5 separate regions of the Homo sapiens genome follow, and regions 2, 3, 4 and 5 are each linked to region 1. A link is a loop called in an ENCODE intact Hi-C map of the cell type or tissue named here. Cell type or tissue: PC-9. All regions are shown on one strand. Region 1 overlaps CDK6-AS1 (CDK6 antisense RNA 1). Region 2 overlaps CDK6 (cyclin dependent kinase 6). Region 3 overlaps CDK6 (cyclin dependent kinase 6). Region 4 overlaps CDK6 (cyclin dependent kinase 6). Region 5 has its middle 75 kb from the start of SAMD9.

Evidence for each region. A loop is a pair of places that touch in the nucleus more often than their neighbours do. Peaks named below come from ENCODE experiments on the same cell type or tissue, not always from the same donor. Only the 100,000 strongest peaks of a DNase experiment are listed, where the experiment ranks them.
Region 2: it touches region 1 in a loop (8-fold over the local background); 3 of 110 quality-filtered maps call a loop at or near these places.
Region 3: it touches region 1 in a loop (4-fold over the local background); 5 of 110 quality-filtered maps call a loop at or near these places.
Region 4: it touches region 1 in a loop (2.2-fold over the local background); 5 of 110 quality-filtered maps call a loop at or near these places.
Region 5: a loop joins it to region 1, with 5 times the contacts of the local background. A loop is called at or near these places in 7 of 110 quality-filtered maps.

Annotation. Positions count from the first base shown.
Region 1 is chr7:92,914,565-92,918,564 of GRCh38, forward strand. CDK6-AS1 (CDK6 antisense RNA 1) reads left to right here. Exons shown (of 2, transcript NR_110088.1): 2 at 2,273-2,623. Among named protein-coding and RNA genes, the nearest start is that of CDK6, 80 kb to the left of the region's middle. In PC-9, no CTCF peak of the experiment used is centred here; a DNase peak (open chromatin) is centred at 2,257; H3K27ac peaks cover 1,769 bases.
Region 2 is chr7:92,764,645-92,768,644 of GRCh38, forward strand. The region is part of intron 3 of CDK6 (cyclin dependent kinase 6); the gene reads right to left. Among named protein-coding and RNA genes, the nearest start is that of CDK6-AS1, 70 kb to the right of the region's middle. RefSeq lists enhancers at 1-95, 3,897-4,000. In PC-9, no CTCF peak of the experiment used is centred here; DNase peaks (open chromatin) are centred at 1,267 and 2,157; H3K4me3 peaks cover 1,056 bases; H3K27ac peaks cover 3,907 bases.
Region 3 is chr7:92,619,533-92,623,532 of GRCh38, forward strand. It overlaps CDK6 (cyclin dependent kinase 6), which reads right to left. Exons shown (of 8, transcript NM_001145306.2): 6 at 3,504-3,554. Among named protein-coding and RNA genes, the nearest start is that of FAM133B, 31 kb to the left of the region's middle. In PC-9, a CTCF peak has its summit at 1,674; a DNase peak (open chromatin) is centred at 1,679; H3K27ac peaks cover 835 bases.
Region 4 is chr7:92,690,153-92,694,152 of GRCh38, forward strand. The region is part of intron 4 of CDK6 (cyclin dependent kinase 6); the gene reads right to left. Among named protein-coding and RNA genes, the nearest start is that of FAM133B, 100 kb to the left of the region's middle. In PC-9, CTCF peaks have their summits at 1,552 (motif pointing right) and 1,752; a DNase peak (open chromatin) is centred at 1,589.
Region 5 is chr7:93,040,724-93,044,723 of GRCh38, forward strand. No RefSeq gene overlaps it. Among named protein-coding and RNA genes, the nearest start is that of SAMD9, 75 kb to the right of the region's middle. RefSeq lists enhancers at 1-356, 3,138-3,869. In PC-9, no CTCF peak of the experiment used is centred here; no DNase peak of the experiment used is centred here.

The sequences.
Region 1 (4,000 bases):
TTTTAGAATATGCCCATCAATTTTTACTACCAGTCCCAAAATAGAGCTTCTCTTTTTAGCTCCCCCCCCAGTCCTGAGCATCTTCTCACTCCACTTGGGAAGCTGAAAACCTCACAGGCCATGTTTTATGGATGCCTGGACACCCCCAGTGTGGGCAATAAAGCTCTTTATACAGAGGATGGAATTATGGCTCAATATCTATTTGGGCTGGCTGTTCCTGGAACCAGAGATAGTTTATTTATGACTAACGAAAACTTACTAATCTGTCTTCAAGTGACAAGTGACAGAAACCCAGCCGAAACTTAAGCAAAGGAAAAAGTCATTTGGTTGACTGGAACTAAGAAGAATCAAAGAGGAGCTGGAATCAGACACTATCCCAAATCTCTCTCTGTCTTTCTCTCTCTTCCCATATCTCTCTCTCACTTAGAGGATTGTCAACAATAAGAAAAATACAACCTATCTTCCACTGGCTTAAGAAATAAGTCCTTCATTTCCTTCAAGTGTTTGTTCAAATCTCACTTCTTCAGTGAAGCCAAATTCTCACTTTATTCAACATCAAAACCTGTCCCTTTGATCCTAGCATTCTTGATTCTTTTTGCCATGCTCCTCTTATCAATTTTTTTCTGCTTACTATTTCCTAACATACTATAGAATTTTCTTACTTAACGTTTTTAGTTTATTATAATCTCTCTTGGCTAGAATGTGAGTTCCACAAGGGTAGGGATCTTGTGTTTTGTTCACTGAGCTACTTCAGACACCTAGAATAGGGTCTGGGACATGGTAGATGCTCAACAAATATGATTGCATGAATGAAAGGGAATCTATTATCTTACATAAGAAGAAATCTCAAGTTGAGTGGACCCAGGATTGTTGGTTCAATGGCTCAATGACATAATTTAAAACCATACTTTTTCCATCTTTCCTGTCTGCCATCCTCAGCACTTCAGCTAGGCCTCTTAGGCTGGCTCTTTTCATGTTCGCAAGATGGCTGCTGCAGTTCCAAGTATCACATGTTGACAAGTATCACAGGTTGATAAGACATATGCGGCAACAGCAGAAGGACGGTTGCTAGCTGCTTCTTTTCTGACTCTATTTTTTTTCTTTAATCAGTGAAAAGTCATATATTATTTTTTAAAAGCCACACTTGCATATATAACAACTGAAGTTAAGATAACTGGTTATAGTTGCATTAGTTTCTAAGCTAACCCTTACAAACAAGAATACTTATTCTTTTTTTTTTTTTGAGATGGAGTCTCGCTCTGTCACCCAGGCTGGAGTGCAGTGGCGTGATCTCGGCTCACTGCAACCTCTGCCTCCTGGGTTCACGCCATTCTCCCGCCTCAGCCTCCTGAGTAGCTGGGACTACAGGCGCCTGCCACCATGCCTGGCTAATTTTTTTGAAGAACACTTATTCTTAATATAAGTTACTCAAGTGCAACCATGTGTTAGTTTTGGAAGAAATAAGTCAATGTAAATGTATGAAATGTTAGGAAGGCATTTCTAGGTATAGTAAGTGTAATAATTCAACATTGCTTTTGAAAAGTATAATAGCTAGAAAAATTACTTTTAAAAATCTATAGTAGTTTCTTATTTTGATAAAATTCTTAGAAATAAAACATGAGGAGATCTGCCATGAAGATGACTAATGGGAAGGTGTTCTTGATTATATTAAAGTAAGGCAAAGTATCTTTAAAAACTGTGAAAATGTATTTTAAAATACAAATTTTCTATATGGTATAATATAGCCAAAATATATGAGAGACAATTTATTTGTTTTTTGGCTTAATCGATGGAATGCATATTTTATTTAACCTATGTTATAGGTCAAATGGATTAAAAAATTAACTTTTGCTAAGAAGATGAGACAGTGGTAAGGGGTCTGTTGAACTCATTTAATATTGCTGTTTGAAAAAATAAAGAGTATATGGTGTAAAAATATTAATTTAAAAATGGACTATATTGGTTGTAATCTTGTTCAACATTATCTGTAAGCCTCATGCTTATAAAATCTGAAGCAAGAATAACTACAGATCACCCTGTTAATCCTTTGGGCATTCCTAGTTGAATTAAGTTTGTCCTTGTTAAAGAAATTATCTTTGTTTTTTTTCCCCCTCAGGCATGCATGTAAAACAGTTCCTGTCTCAATGTATGCCTTAGGCAAAAAGTTCAGTGCTCAATTACCTGCTGTCTGAAGTCTCATATTTTGCAGCAAGCAAGTGAAATAGCATTTTAATCAGAAGTCTTGACCTCTGCTCTTCTTTTCCCTTCACAGCACTGCAAGCTATTTGGCATATGAAGGTCTTGACCTGAGAAAACCATCTTGGATAACTGCAGCAAGGAAAAGGAAAAATGCAACACCTAGGAGATTTCAGTAAACAGTAGAATCATGCCAACCTAATCTGTGTTAAAATGCTTGGAATGTGGGAGCCGCTGATGATGCCTCTTGTCTGTGTGTCTGACTGAATCCTTTCTTTTCTCAGAGCAGCAAAGCAAAGCCTGGGAACCAGGCCAAATGCCTGCCACTTACCTTAAATTGATCAGCCACTTTGAGATTAAAACCCCTGAAAGCTGCCACACCGTGAAAACAAGGCCTCCTTCACATTAAAGGCAAATTGCGACTTTGGGTTTGCTGTGATCTTTTTTCCATTTTATCCAGTTTTTCACAGTGCACTTTTTTCCCCCTTTCCATTTATGCTCCAATATAGAAGCCAATAGTTACAGCATCTTGGCCAAGCATTCATTAAGGTTTATAAGAACAAAATTTATGGTTATTTAGGAGTTGGCACAAAGGCAGACTGTTGCTGGAAAAAGAAAAAGAAATACAGGTGGGAAATAGAAGCCTCCACAAAGGCCCACACTATACAGTAGTGTACTAGACTCTAGTAGTGGGCTGGGAGGAAAATGAAATAGTATTTGAAACCAGCTACTCTTCTATTCTGAATCATTCTCATTTATGGCTCTGCAGATTATTGAAACAAGTATACTGGTTATTCCAGGAGATTTTTCTGTCTTGGGTAAATGCTACCATTTACAGGAGCTGACAGTAGAGATAAATAGATGTGTGCCAATCTGAGTGATCTGGCAGTTTGGCTAAAGGATAAAGTGCATTTAAAAAAGAAATATATATATATATATAATTTCTATATTTATATATAGAAATATATATCTATATATTGCTATATAGATAGAATCATATATATGATATATATGACTCATATATGATTTTTATATATGATATATATATGATATATATATATGATATATATATATGATATATATATATATATGAGATATATATATATATATATATATATGATATATATATATATATATATATATATATGATATATATATATATAAGATCAGGATAAGGGCTTTCCCGTAAAGAGAAGAGTCACATTATCCTCCTTAGTGGACCTTACATAATGCTGAGCCTGTGTTCCCAAAAATCTAGGGTGTGGGTAAAACACACCCTTAATCTTAGAATTCGGGTAGTAATGTGGAATTCTGATGCAGGCTGGAAGGCTTTATTCTCCTTCAGGAAATACTGTTAATGATTCTTCTTCCTTTAAAAAAATACCCTGGCTTTCTTCACTAGGGGAATAAGAAAGCTCTTTGCCCTATCTTTTGCAATATTTATTAAGTAAGCCCTTTAAAAATATAGTTTAGTTTCTACTCATTGTTGTCTAAGAACTACCTAGAGTACTATCATTTATTGAAAAAATATACAGCTTCAGTGTTTCATGATGTAAACTGTTCCTAAAATATCACTTATTTTAGCTGCACTGGTAACTCACTATGTGACTTGGGGCAGGTTAATTTACATGTTCAGCCATCTCCCATTCTCAAATAGGAATACTAATAACGATTATAATAATAAAACATACTATTCCACTGTGATGAGGTAGACTGTGATGAAGTATTTGCTTCTACTTCCATAACTTTGCATATGCTAGAATATTTTACCCTTTCCTCCCCATGAAATTAAGTTCATCAGTTT
Region 2 (4,000 bases), 150 kb before region 1:
AGTAACTACAACATTATTCTACATACTGAAGACACCAGATTCTCATAACTGGCACTATGGGGTTTGCAAGGCTTCATTATACAACTTTTTGTGAAACCACATATTCATTCAACAATTACTTACTAGAACCAGTAATTACTTACTTAACTGCAATGAAACGATTGTTTAATTTTTTCCACCTTGCTTAGGAATGAGGAATAAGATACTATCTCAGATAACTGATGGATACCTACTTTGTATGCCTTTCACTGATTTAAAATTTTGTAATGACAATATTGCAAATTGTTGGCAATTGCTCTAGTAGAATGGTCCTTTTTTTCAACTTAATATATATGGGCATCTGAAATTTCTGGGTAAGAATGATAAAATCCAAATGAATAAATATAGTATAGTACTTCAAAGATTTAAAAAAATAACTTATTCCTTTGAAGCTTCTAGTTCTCGTGATGGGAATGGGGAAGACAGCATACAATTGGGATATAGGGAAAGTAATTTTAAAATGAAAAACATGTATCACTACAAAATTATTTTTTAGATATATACTCCTGAGATACGAGAATAGGGTCTAAAATTCATGACATCCATCCGTCTCTTCACTGAGCTTAGTTCTCCATCCTTGGTATAAAACATATTTAAGCGTCCCACCCCGGGGAAGAACAATTTCTGGAATTCAGTTAGTATTTTTGGAATTAGTACTATTTTAAGGAGAATATATCTTATAGTTTTGGTAGGATCAGTTATTGGTTTTAGACTATTTCTAAACCAAGCTATATTCTTAGCTACAACACAGATAATCCCAGAATCCCGGCCCACCACAGAGAACTGAATGCGCAAGTGCAAAGTGAATGTGCCAAGATACAACATACCTTCAGCTTATTTTTCTGTAATATAAATATTTAAAAATTTTATCCTTGAAAAAGTACCATTTCCTGGCTTGTACAATGGTGGTATTGATGCATACATTTCTGAGTTAATTAGAAGATAAACACCTAGTACAGTTACAAACACATGTTTACTGAGGATCCCCTATGTTCCAGGCAGTATGCTGGCCCTGGAGCTAGTGCAATGGACTAGAGTCTTGACTTAAAGTCTCATCTAGTTGGGAAAGATTAAAAAACAAACATAAAAAATAAATGAGATAATTTCAGCTAAGTGCTATGAAGAAGAAGATAAAATAGGATAATGTGGTGTAATGTGATAAACTATAACTAGATGTGGAGTTGTAGCTGAGAGGGTCAGAGAAGGAATGATGAAGACATGACATGAGCTAGAGGGTGTGGAGCATTCCAAACAGATGAAAAATCAGCACGGACAAATGCCGAGCTAGAAGCAAGCTGGAGGAACAGAAAGAAGGCCACTGTGGCTGGAGAACCGTGGGCCCAAGGAAGAGTGGAGGCAGATCAGAAAGGCAGGGGGTGGGGAGCACTAGATCATGTAGGACTTCTGATTTTATTCTACAGGTCATGAGAAACCACTGGAGCTAAGTTTTCAGTAGGGAAGTTAGATAATTTTATTTCTGCTTTAATAAGGTCCCTCTGGTTGTTATACAGAGGATGGTCCATAAAGGGGCAGGAGCAGAAGTGGTGTGTTGAGTTAGGAAGCTGGTTGATGGGTTAAACTAGAACTATAGCAATGAAGATATTGAGAAGTAGTCAGATTGGGGATATCTTTTGGGGATAACACCAAAAGCACTTACTGATGGATTGGATGAAGACTGTGAAGGAAAGCAAAAAATCAAGAATTATGCCTAAACTTGGGGCTCAAACAACTGGCAGATAGGGAAGGCTTGAGTTTGGCAGAGGATTCTCGGTCAATGTTTTACATGGTTAGCTGACTATCTGTACCAAGAGCATGTGGGAGACGTCAGGCTGGAGAATAGGTATTTGAAGATTCTGGACTAAATGACATCACTTGATTAGAAAGTGTAGCCAAGGAAAAGAAGAAGGCTGACAGTGAAGCCTTGGATGTTCCCATGTTTAGAGGAAGAAGAGCCAAAAAAAGAGACTGCAACCAAGGAGTTTAGCACAGGCTAAATTTAGATGAGAAATAGCCTTCCTTCTACGCAGAAGAGCACTCTGCTATCTGTTGCCATGGTGATATAAACGGGTATATACTACCTGCAAGTTTTAATGGACTTTGTAAACAGATTCAATGCCTAGGGTGAGGAAGCATTTTCTAAAGAGATTCTAACTTATCTGTTATTAGCTGAATCTAAGTGTCATTTGCCTATTTAGTGAGTCATTATTTATTTAGTGAGTCAGTCTTACAGTACCTTTAGAAAGAAACTAGCTTTTCTTAAACCCATATTTCCTATCCCCCTACCACCACTATCAACCCCCTGTACCCCACCAAAGGTTCCCTTGGCTCTGCATAGCTCTGCCCCAGCTTCCTTTTAGTCCCTGGCTTTAGGCTGTCTCCAACCTAAGTCCCAAGATTCTTTCATTTTTAGTTCTGCTGCTCTTTTACATTAATGTAGCTTTTTATAGGATTGGAGATTTTAAAAAACCTACTAAATAGCTGTTATATTTTTTGTTAGGATACATACACATGCATAATTCTGTCCTCTTTCTCTTCTGATATTTTCAGCTACTATAAGGGTTAGGAATTTGCAAAAGGATTTATTTCTGAGAGTCTTCAGAATCTAGACTGCATAAAAATGTTCTCCTTTAAGAAGTTGCTTGAGTTACTGAGTTTTCCCTTGGAATGAAAGATACTTGAAAGCACAATATGTATGTTCCTGATTGGAGCAGAGGGAAACAAATGGAAATTATTAGTAAGATTACACTGAAATCTTACTAATTAGAAAGGTTACACTGAAGATTTTATTTCTCTCTACACTTTAGATCTGGGCTTCTGACTTTAGTAGTATAAACTCCCACAGTTGTTAGAGCTCACTCACTCTACATTTCCCCCTGAATTTGGAATATACTCAGTATTGACTCACTATTCTTCCATCCTTCAAATCATCTCTCCTATTCCACTCAGTGGTCAGCTGCTGGCACTGCTTTGATTTATCCCCCTGTCTACTCTCAGGCTGGCTGCTTAATTTTTGCTTAGCAGTATAGTCTTTAAAAAAAAACCCCAAATTTCAAAACTCTCAGTATGTGTGGGGGCAGAGGGGTGCAGAGTGGGGAGGGGCAGTAAAGTTGTGGTTTCTGTGGAGAAAATATTTCTTTGGAGTCAAAAGACTATATTAAAAGCTCGTCTTCCACAGAATATAGGTCACATTCCTGGTAAAAGTTTGGATGCCTGTTTTTTAAAAAAAACAGAATGTCTCTAAACACCATAGTTAATATACTATAAGTGATATACTTTGAATAAGGCATAATAAGGGTCTACAATGTGCATAAATCAACTAGGTAAAACATTATAATAACCAATACTGTAAAAAGCTACATTAATGGAGAAGGGCAGAAGAACTAAAAATGAAAGAATCTTGGGACTCAGGTTGGAGAGAGCCTAAGGCCAGGGTAAGCTGGGGCAGAGTTCTGGAGAGACAAGGGATGCTGAAGGTGGGAGGCTGATAGCGGTGGTGGGAGTTTGTAGAGGGGTAAACAGTGAAAACAAAGGATATAGAAAACACAGGGTCTTGAGTGCCAAAAAGAAAATAAACTGGGAAACCACGTTCGCAAGTTAAAAGCCTTGAAAGATCTACTATACTGTGAGGAGTGAACTATTTTAAGTCAAATTGCTGTAGGTTAAGGCCCATCTTACAGTAAAAGATGGCATCACTGATCTATGAGGTCTTTTAAACCAGAACTATGTTATTCCAACATTCGACTTTGCTTCTTTAAAGAGACTTTATTGAACAGTCCTCTCAGGTGTCTTTCACAAATGTACTTTCTTTTTAAAATTATTTCCTGTTACTATGAAAAGTAGTTTGCATCAAATACCAGGAGAGATGTGTGTGTGTTTTTAAAAACATGGTCTATTCAATTAGTGCAGCTATGATATTAGATTGAAAAAAATTTCCTTCCAAGATCTTTATCATTATGGTAGA
Region 3 (4,000 bases), 300 kb before region 1:
CTCTACTTGTTGGGACTAAGGCCCAGGAAGAGGTGTTCTTATGAATGTACTTCCAGATTTCAGGAAGATGTGGTACAGGTCTCAAGATCTGTAGCACTTCATTTCCCCTTCCCTCACCTACACGGAGCCCAGGCCATAGACTTCAGCTGGGAAGATAACCCTGTCATCATGGCTTCTCTGCCTGGGTGTCTGGGGAAGACACTGTAATTCGGCCTCTATCAGGCATACTGAGAGAGCTACATTATTGAGGCAAAGACAGATTCATGGACATATTTACTAGAAGCAATAAATAGAAATGACAATGAGCAATATATAGATTTGTTCAATAGTACAGCCTACAATAGAAGTAAAAAGAAAAAAACCAAAAATACCACTATTAATTATGAAAAGAAATGCACGTGTAAGTGTCTGGATACAATGGGACAGGGCAGAGGAGGGAATGAAAAATGCTTGTTAGAGAGCTTTAAAAATTTCCTTTCATTCCTTTTTAGTTGTCAGGTCTATGTGTATCAATATTTTTGTGTATATTCACCAGTCAGCTAGAAATTGATTATATTAATAACTCCTAGAAATATTTAAAATCTTTTTTATTTGTGGCTTTGAATGTATCTACATCTAATTACATCTTGCAAGTATATGATCAACTGAATGCCAAAAGCCTTCAGAGGAACAGCACATCTCTGTTTGTATGTGTGTACATATACAAATAACTTTATATAATTTTATATAAAATTTTAAACAAACACATAACTATATATATAAAACTTTAAGTCTATCACCTCCTCTGATTCCTGTAATAATTTCCTAAGACATGTAAGTCAGGTGTTATTAGTCTCATTTTATAGATGGGGAAATTGAGAATGAGGAATAAAATGAACTGCCAAAGTCACAGATAGCAAGCTCAGTCACAGAGTCCAGAGTGAGTTCCGTTCTCTCTATTCCAATATTTTATTTCCATTTAGCTATGACATCATTCTTAAAAATGCTCTAAGATGTCACAGGCTAAAACTATTGTTTCACTTTTAATACTTGCTATTACTTGAAGGCTTAAATCTTCCTAAACACAGAAATGTTTTTCCCTTTAAGAGTATGTGAACATGGACCAGGTGGGGTGGCTGTAATCCCAGCAGTTTGGAAGGCCGAGGCAAGTGGACCACTTGACCCCAGGAGTTCAAGACCAGCCTGGGCAACATGGTGAAACTCCATCTCTATAAAAAATATAAAAATTAGCTGGTTGTGGTGCCCTGTGCCTGTAGTCCCAGCTACTTGGGAGGCTTAGATAGGAGGATTACTTGAGCTCGGAAGGCCAAGGCTTCAGTGAGCCAAGATCGCACCACTGTACTCCAGCCTGGACAACAGGGCAAGACCTTGTCTCCAAAGAAAAAAATAAAAAAGAGTATGTGAATATGGCTTTCCTTAAAAAAAATTTGGTTTCATGTCCAGAATGAACTTTTATGGCCCAAATATGTGTTGTGAAATTCTGATAGGTCCATTAAAAATGCTTGCACTTAATTCCACTATTTGGACTGCTGAATATAAGCCTTAAAAGTTGACATTTATATTGGCAAGCCCAACAGGGCACAAAATCTATAAATGGCAGTGATGGAGGAGACAGAAATATTTTTTCAAGTACTTCAGCAGTGACGCTAGGGTGCAGCATTGTCCCTTTTCTCTGGCAAGGTAATGCATTCAGAGGAAACAGAACATAATTTTGATGACACAATGCCAGAAACCACAAAGTAAAATCTAAAGGCACAAACCATAGAACTCTACAGCTTCTTTGCTGTTGGCAACCTACGATTGTCAGGACTTTGCCAAAAGCAGAACTGGCTTTTCTTTGGAAGCAGGTCAAACATGCCGGTCAAATGTTCCTTCTGGTCCATTTCACTGGCCTCATGTACTAAGGGGGCACTAACAATGTTAACAAGATTGCAGACATCAGTGCTGGAGGTAGACACAACTGTCAGGTAGTATAAATAAGGGAAAGAAGGTGATGGCTTTCAAGTCCTGGCAAGCTGACTTTAGTCAAGATTCTCTTTCCTTTTAACAGAAGGTCATCAGTATGTCTGCTTTCCCTAGTTTCCTCTTTATGATCACATGCACACAAAATATATTCAACAGTCATGGGGAAAAATAGATGGGAGTTCATCGAGTGATTAAATAACTTGCCATTCAGAAGCAGGGGTAACATGAAGGCTTTGTGTTGAATTTATCCACTGTACAGAGTGGTCAGTAGTAGGAGCAGTAGCATCACCTGCCCTGGACCCAGGAAGCCCCCAGGCATAAAAAACTAGCAAATGTTATTCAGGCCTTAAAGCTACTATGTTCTGACTCAGCAGTAGCACTGGCATTAACAGAAGTCTAGCTGCTTCTAGTCACTAAAAGAACAAAATCAGGTTCCAGTTTTATTAACTGTTTTAAGCAGTCACGCTTGAGTAGACAGTGCTGATATGAAAATCTGTTCTTTAGGGGTGGTTTTTTTTTTTTTTTCAGTCTTACAGACTTCGAATTTCATAAAAATCACTGGGATTCCTATAAAATGTCACAGACCAAAGATCAGGGCTATTTTTGGTCTAGAACTCCCACTTTTTTCCTACTCCACTCCAATTTGGATGGGCCTTTCAAACACAAAAAACCAAAAAAGGATGCCACACTGCATGCTTTGTCAGAAGAAGTGCCCCAGTTACATTCTAGAAACATGAATGCATACATGCATGAACATGCAGACATGAATGAAACTATGTAAATCATCAAGGAGCGATGTAACTGAAACCAAAGAATTTGAGCACAAGAAAGGATCTTATAGAGAATTTAAGTCAGAGTTTCATTTCTCAGATGAAGTTAAGGAAATAAAAGGTTAAATAATTAATGATGAACTCTAATAGTAACAGTAATAGATAACTTTTTAAAGTGCTTACTATGTGCCAGGCACTGTGTAAGCCCTTCACGAGGTGTTTTAAATGACTTTCTCAAAGTTGCAGAGTTATTTTGCCAAAGACTTAGGGTTCTCATTTTCTATTTTGGTGCTCCAAAGAAAAATGAGATGTGTAGCATACCATCCTTCGCCCAGGAAAACAAAACAAAACAACGCAGAACCAACCTGGGTGACCAAGGATACTCAGTGGGGACAGGAAGCTCACTGGACAAGGATGGGTACTTGGTCACCAGGCATCCCATCTCTGATGGTGGGTGCTTTTGAAATGACCACAAGCAGAAAATGTATTTGAACTAAAAGAACTGGAGCTCAGCCACACGAAGAAAGAGGAGCAGCAAAAAGATCCACACAAGCAACATACAAGCTTCCAGAGCAGAGCAGTTAGGGCTCTGCATAAAACGGCACTTCTACCATGTCTCCACTCACCACACAAATAGTAACACTGTCTGCAGCAGCTGCTTGAAGTAAGAAAGACAAGAGATAAACACATGATATGCATGTCAGAGGAAAGTCACTGTAAATGTTTTAATGCTATGGACACTGGTGTAAAATTATAATTATTACTTACTCCAAGATTTTTCCTAGTTGATCAACATCTGAACTTCCACGAAAAAGAGGCCTAAAAGAATAAAGATACATTTTAAATAAGAAATGTTCTCAGATTACATTTCAATCATATTTGCCATTATCATTGTTTCACAGGAAGCAAAATATTCTTTATGGGTTGGGAAGAAGTAAAAAAAATTGAGACATTTTTCCTTTGGTAAGTGAAGGTTTTCCCTGCATTTCATGTATGGGTTAGGATCTCTCATGAATACCTGGTGGTAGATGAATTCCATGTTTTACAATCACGGGCATTCTGTTTGCAGTCATTCTTACAACAGTGCTACCGTCAAATTCAGTTCCAGGTTTCAAAGATCTGCTTAACTTCGTGATAAGGTGGAACATACCACCATCCTAGTCTCGAACCATAAATAGGTGAGATTCTTTGATATTTCTCAGAGCACTTTTTCCATACTACTCTGCTATCAGAGTACTTCCTCATGGGTCTCTCTCCTTTCATTT
Region 4 (4,000 bases), 220 kb before region 1:
TTCTGTTGCAATTGCTTTTGGAGTCTTTGTCATGAAATCTTTGCCTGTGCCTATGTCCTGAAAGGTATTGCCTAGGTTGTCTTTGTGGGTTTTTATAGTTTTGGGTTTTACATTTAAGTCTTTAATTCACCTTGAGATAATTTTTGTATATAAGGAAGGGGTCCAGTTTCAATCTTCTGCATATGGCTAGCCAGTTATCCCAGCACTGTTTATTGAATAGGGAATCCTTTCCTTATTGTTTGTTTTTGTTAGGTTTGTTAAAAATCAGACAGTTGTAGGTGTGCGGTTTTATTTCTGGGCTCTCTATTCTGTTCCATTGGTCTATGTGTCTGTTTTTGTACCAGTGCCATGATGTTTTGGTTACCGTAGCCCTGTAGTATAGTTTGAAGTTGGGTAGCATGATGCCTCCAGCTTTGTTCAAAAAGAAATATTTAATTCAGCATTTACAAAGCTGAATGACTTTCTCCCCCTCACATAACATCTATTAACATTCTACAGAATTAGTGATCCTTGGAAAACGAGTTGAAAAGCACTACTCTATGACAACGTATGGGGTTGAGCACAAATAATCTAAAATAAAATTTGAAATATATGTATGCATGTAATTTAGTAAGAAAAATAAGAGCTAGTATATCTTGCTTTAAGCAAGCAAAATATATGAAAACCTGGTTTTGCATTAAAAATGAAAGTAAAAGTTAAGAATCCTTCAGGGCTTTGGTATAACCATTATGGGAGTCAATTACCACTATATATTATTACAGATGTAGATGGTGAGGACATCTTGCTATATATCTGTATTAACTATACTATTTTTATTAGTTCAGATATGCTCACATTCAGGTAGTGGCTTTTCTGAATAAATATCTTATTTACTTTCAATTACTTTTTCACGATAAAAGTAGAGTGCAGAACAAATTCTAATTACTTATACTTTCTGGCTGTCTGTACAGCAAATGAGAAGACATTTATTGTAGTATAATGTTGAAGTTCATCAATAATTACTGGGCAATCAACCTACCAAGACAGAAGCTGAGACTATAAAGACAAATAACATATCATGTCTGTCCTGGAAGAGTTCATAGTCAAGCTAGGCAAATGTAAAAAGAAATAACTGTAATACTGTGTGGCTGGAAGTATAATAAGGCATTGAGAAAGTGCTACAGAAACACAGATGACTTCATTAAACAGAATGGGTGATTTATTGCTCCTACAATGAAGTACACACACAATGTCTATGTACAATAAAAATATGACTGCAATCAAGAAACTAATATTTATTGAGCACCTATTACATATTGTAAATGTGCATGCCAGAATTTCTTAATTATCAAATCACTGTTAGTTTCATAGAATTTCATATTGTTCTCAAAAGGAATATAAAATATTTCTTAGATTTTTGGGCAATTTTATTATTCAGAATCAGAGGGAGCCAAACAAAAGTTTAATTTTACATTTTAGAAAAAAGTCTAAGGCAATACCATCATATGCAAGCAATCCCTCAGATTGGTAATCAGAACTATATAGATTACACGTGCTTTCATTTCACAGTTAGAGCCAGCAGAGGGAGTAAACCTCTTCAAAGAAAAGACTGAAGTATATATGGAGAAATGTAAGACTTCAGATGTAAAGAATGCCTTTGATAAAAAAGAAAATTTGAGTACTGAGACACAGATGTCAAATACAGGGAAGTACTTTAACTGTACTTTTAAAACTCATTAAATGTAAGCGTAAAAGCAAGAGCAACCACTGAGTAAACTGAAGGATGCCATCTTATTGCTTTAAAGAGACCCACAGGACTGAAAAGTATTAACTTTCCCATATGAAAGCCCTGTAGGCTGGGCGCGGTGGCTCACGCTGGTAATCCCAGCACTTTGGGAGGCCGAGGTGGGCGGATCATCTGAAGTCAGGAGTTCAAAACCAGCCTGACCAACATGGGGAAACTCCATCTCTATTAAAATACAAAATTAGCCAGGCATGGTGGCACATGCCTGTAATCCCAGTTATTTGGGAGGCTGAGGCAGGAGAATTGCTTGAACCCAGGAGGCAGAGGTTGTGGTGAGTCGAGATCACACCATTGCACTCCAGCCTGAACAAGAGTGAAACTCCGTCTCAAAAAAGAAAGAAAGAAAGAAAGAAAGTTCTGTAAAATGTGTTCTGTAGCAAAATCTGACTGATTGGCATTAACAGGAAGGAATTTCAATAGTCCATGTGCTAATTAGCAAGAGCTACTATCTGATGAGTGCCTGTTTTACTCCAAAGATAAGTCCATATACACCAATCACAGTACCTTGCTGCCTGAATTTCTAAGGCTATGAAACTGCTACCTATGAAGAGTATGAAAATTATCTTGGGCTGGGCACAGCGGCTCATGCCTGTAATCCAGCACTTTGGGAGGCCGAGGTGGGCAGACTGCTTGAGCCCAGGAGTTCGAGACCAGCCTGGGCAACATGGCAAAACCCTGCCTCTACTAAAAATACAAAAAATTAGCTGGGTGTGGTGGTGCGTGCCCGTGGTCCCGGCTACTCTGGAGGCTGAGGTGGGAAAATCACCTGAGCCTGTGAAGTCGAGGCTGTAGTGAGCCGTGATCATCATGCCACTGCACTCCAGCCTGAATTATGGAGTAAGACTGTGTCTCAAAAATAAAAAACAAAAAACAAAAACAACTACCTTAGGAACACAAATTCCTTGTGAATATTACAATAAATTCATTTTTTAACAGAACTACACAGGACTAAGCCTTTCTTTGATTTTCCTCGTGTAGAAGAAAAAATTGAGAGAGAAAAATTTTCTGAATGAAAACCAAGTATTTTTACTCACTTTCATCTCTGGTACATCCACAATATTTTTTCATCTTTGCTCTTCACGGGGTACTTCTTGTACCCTTCTCAGTTGGTATTTTTACCATATTTGGTTCACCTACCAAACAAACTATAAACATAATCTGCATAGTGGAAAATTATTAATAGGAATGTCTGTTTTGCACAGGCCCAAACTCTCTTTTTTGCAGGTTACTATTTTCCCTGTCTTTTGTTTACCTGTGAACCTATAACATGTATAAATAGGAGGTATTTGTTTTTCTTACCTGGGTTAAGAGAAAGAGATACAAGTAGAGAAAGAAATGGGGGTGCCTAGGCTTGAGAATAACTGGATATGGGCTGAGTTCACAGAGAAACCCTGATCAGCACTCCCTCCCAGCCCTATGTGATCCTGTCTCATATGCCACAAGTTCTTTCAAAAGCTCTATTACCTAGTAGCAAAGTGGGCTGGCGTGATCTAGAAGGTGACTCTCAGGACCAACTGGTAGGTTTATTTTTCCATTTTATTATCTGTTTTCTAATTTATTCATTTATGCTTTAAACTTTTCCTGCATCCTAGTTTATACAGGTATATTCTAATTAATTCATCATTATATACTTTAACATGTTTTAATTTTTCATAATGAGTAATATGTAAATACAATCGATGCTTGTTGAAAAGAATTCTTTTTCTTTTGTGCTACTTGGATTGAAGGCTTTTACATTTACAGTCAATCTTTCTTTTCCAGTCATAAAAGCAGTTAGTGCTATGAATTAGCCTCTGTGAATAGCTTTGGTCATATTGTCAGCTTTGATGTAGAGTTCACTGTTGTCATGTGAAGTCACTGTTACACATTAAATAGGCAAGAGAAAAGGGGGATTTTACAGATTGTGAGAAGTTTATAGTGAAATTGGAGTATGGCAAGTTGATAAGCTGAATGGTTGAAATGTCAGTTACCAGGTACCCTTGGGAATAAGTAAAGACCAAGACCCCATGTTGCCTCATGCTCAGTGTACAAAACGTCTGTTCATAATCATTTATGTGGTCATCTACTTGCTGAAGATGATCTAAATATCGGCCATTTATTAGTCTCATCTTTAGTCATCTGTGAACACCACACAGTATAGGGGGTATGTGACTAGATGGACTAAGGGAAAGAGTCCTTGATTGAGATTTTGAAATCTGAGTTTTTGTTCCAGATATA
Region 5 (4,000 bases), 130 kb after region 1:
ACAGAGATTTCCGGCTGGCGAAGCAATACCCTAAGAATCCTGTGACAATGCCAACACAATTCTGGTTTGTTAAAAATTTCAAATGTGTCACATTTTGATAAGGCCAAACAGAGCAGAACCATGAATATGCTAAAACCTATTAAAGAGTTATTTGAAATCAGGAATCAATATTTACACTATGGATATGCTGCAGGCTCCTGCATGATAGGTATGGCAGTTAGTTGAATTTTAAAGACGTCGTCTATTTTGGGTATAGATACCTTCAAAAGCAGGAAAATATGGAAAATTTAAATTTGCTATGCTTAAATTCTTATTAACATTTCTAACTTTTTTTTTTACTATCCCTTATTCTTACTTCTATCAATTATTTGCAAAATGACTTAAAAATATTTTTGAAAATATTTTAAAAAATTTAAAGGGTTTATTGGCCCCAGATGGTAAATGGTGATTTTTTTTCCTGGTATAATGAAGGTAAATGAGCTCTACTTGATGTATTTCAGTACATGTATCAATGTACATCAATAAGTGAATGGATAAAGGAATGACTCTAGACCCAATCAGTAAGAATATGAGGTGACTTTCAAAAAGAATATACAATAAAAGAAAGCAAGATAGAAAGGAGATCAAAGTGAAGGAAAAATACTTCTTTATTTTCAATTTCAGTGCTTGAGAAATAGAGCCAAATATAGCTACTGGTTGTAGCAACTACTGCAGTCTCCTTAGCTACAGAGAAGCCATGATGGCTCCTGTGCTGCTCATCAAGATTTCAAAGTTACAAAGTGAACCCAACTCCATGCCCAGTTCAGTTACAAAGTTGGAGACGGAGTTGTGCACACCTACAGGTATGTTATCTGAAAGAAGACATTGTGAGAACATAGAGCCTCATGACTTTGAAAAAAATATATTATACATCAAAATGCAATTTTTAATGAGTCTGCTTTCTGTTCCTATAAGCCAACTCCAACTCACTGCTTTGCAACTTGAGCCTTTATTCTTTATGCAACACTTATACTTCATTTCGTGCTGCCTTTCCCTTCTCAGTTGACAGTTCCAGTTTCCACAGAGGCAAAAAACAAAAACAAAAACAAAAACAAAAAACAACAACAAAAACAGCTGCATTTAAATATATATTTAAAATTTATGATATATATGCAAGGATGTTTATGGCAGCATTATTGATATTACTGAAGAATTTGGGATAACTTTAATGACCATAAATATGGGAAGGACTAAATAAAACATACACTGATATTCTGGAATATTATGGAGCCACTACAAATAATATAATACTGGTATTAAAGGCTATTCATGATTACATTTCTGAGTAAAAAGGAAGTTATAGAACAATATGTTTAACAAGATCCCATTAAAAAGAAGCGATCCTCTCTCTATAGGTACATTAAATGTATATTGCATGTATACAAGCATATGCAATACACACATATATTTTATACACATATATATTATACAGTATATGTGTTTGTGTGTTTAAAAAGACTGGAAAGATACTTGTTGGATTTGTAAGTGATTATTCCAGGGGAGTGGGAATGGAGGTAATTTTTACTTTTAATTTTAAACATTTTGGTATTGTTTTCTTTAACAAGAAGGTGATACATTAATAATTCAAAACTTTTTTTAAAGATAGAGCATATCTGCTATTGAGAGTGTACTTTGTAAGTGATGTCCATTTTTTTTCTCTTTCTCTCTCTTTTTTTTTTTTTGTAGAGATGGGGTCTTGCTATACTGCCCAGGCTGGTCTAAAATTCCTGCCCTCAAGCAATCCTCCTGTCTTGGCCTCCTAAAGTGGTAAGATTACAGGCATGATCCACTACACCTGGCTGGATGTCCATTTTTATGTATCTTCTCTAAAAATGCATTATGTGTACAACTGGGTCTTCAGTATCTGACTTTTCATCCCAGGCTCAAATGTTTCCTAGACTCTTAAACATGCCATTGTCACTTCTGAAGCATAGAAAAGGCACAGAGAGATAAAATGATTTAAAAAAAATCATCATCCAAGTTCTTGATAGTGGTAAGTCAACAAACTAAATCATAATTAATATTTTGCTTAGCCACCGATGAAGTGATATCAAATCTTATTAAATATGATTAATTAAAGCATTGTTGTAAATAAACACAAATCACTGACCACCTCAAAGCCTTTGCAGCCACTTTTGAGAAGTGCAGCTCTAAGACTAACTTGGATTTTTCCACTCCCAGTCTCATCCTCAGACAGCCCAATTACTGGGAAACACAAGGCTGAATTTGAAATTATTTTATGGGGGCGATTTTTCTGTCCCCTTACCCCCAGTTTCAACTCAATTAAGGATGCTTTCTTGTTTGGCGATTGCCCGATTGTGGGATATCTTCATATAAATTCCCCCAAAATGGAATCATGGATAGATATGTTGTAACAAACTGCACATTCCCTGATGTTTGCTTTTTTCGAAAATGCGTTAGTTCTACCTTCTTTTTAAAAATTCATTAATTCATTTATTTCTGCAAAGAGGGAGCGCCTTTAAGTCAACACACACACACACACACACACACACACACACACACACACACACACACACACACGAATACCCAGGTACTCAGGCCCATGCAGTCAGTCATTTACTAAATCAATCTAGGCTGGAGAGACTGTCATCCTTCAGCCCTACAAAGGGGCTCAGTGTGTGCATCTTGCGCGGAATTAGTGCAGGCAAACAGTTCCTGGAAGGGTGAACAGCTAGCTCATGTGTAAAATGATCGCACATCGGTTCCCCAGCTGCCGCAGCCCAGCGCCGGAGCCGGAGAGGCCAGGGAAGAGCCTTCCCCCGAGGCCAGCCAGGCAGAGACGCGGGAACATAAAACACATTCCAGCGGTTGGCATCTGGGCGCGCAGCTGCCAGGCGCAGCCACTGTGTGGCCGCGGGGGCTGCGGAGCGGGCGGGGGCAGAGCAGGTCCGGCGCCAGGCCTGCAGAAAGCGGCCTGCGGGCCAGTTTGGCTCTGCAGGCTGTGGCCTCATTACTGAGAGCAACAGTTTTATCTAGAAAGTGTGCTGTGGGGGATTTTGGAATCCTCCTCTGGGGCGAGGGCTTGGGGAGTAGCTTTGGCACTCCCAAGGCTCTGGGGTCGGGGAGCATTCCATGTACCGTGGTGTTCATGACTCAGGCAAAAGGGAAACCCCAGAATTACCACAAAGCTATCCCAATCCTGGCTTGGCATCACCAATCAGCTAAAAGCAATGTTTTCATTTAGCATTTAGGAGTGCACGTTTGTGTCTGTGTATGCGTATGCATATTTTTAAGAATGAATTCTCCCGATTTTCATCTTTGCAAATAGATTGGGGGTTGGGGGTAGACGGCCGGTAATGCCTATTAGAACTTCAAGGGATTGGTTTTCACATGAGAGAGCTTCAGAGATGAGAAATCGCTGAAATTATCTGGTAGCAGCTTCTGAGGGACATTTACCGTGGATTCACTTTTACATTTCAGTTCATTTGAAAGCCAGTATGGTTAAATTAACCAAAATCTAAATTAAAAAAAAAATTCCACGATTCTTCCAGGCCTACTTCACATCATCAAACCAGGCCCTGCTGGAGGCCCCATTAAAATGGCAGCTCCCACTGAGAGAGAGACAAAAGCCCCCTCTCTGAATGGGGATGCTGAAACAGTGATGGACTCTCAGAACTGCTTTTTTTTTTTTTTAATCCATTAAAAAAAAGTTACCTCTGCATTGACTGTGAGAGAGTATTTATTTCGCTCTCCACACTGTGGGAAACAGAGGCGTTCTCCCTTATAAGGACACCCAGACCTTCTTGGGAGAGGAGAGAAATATGAATCCATAACATGGCTGAACAAATTCCTCCTCGCAACTGAATTCATGGAATGTTTCAGACGTGAACAGCTTAATTTTGGTGTGGTCTGGGACAAATTAATATGACTCAAATCCCACCTCACAGAGGAAGCATCTCCTGATGAAGTGGGTGGGGTGAGTACACTCACTTCCTTCAAA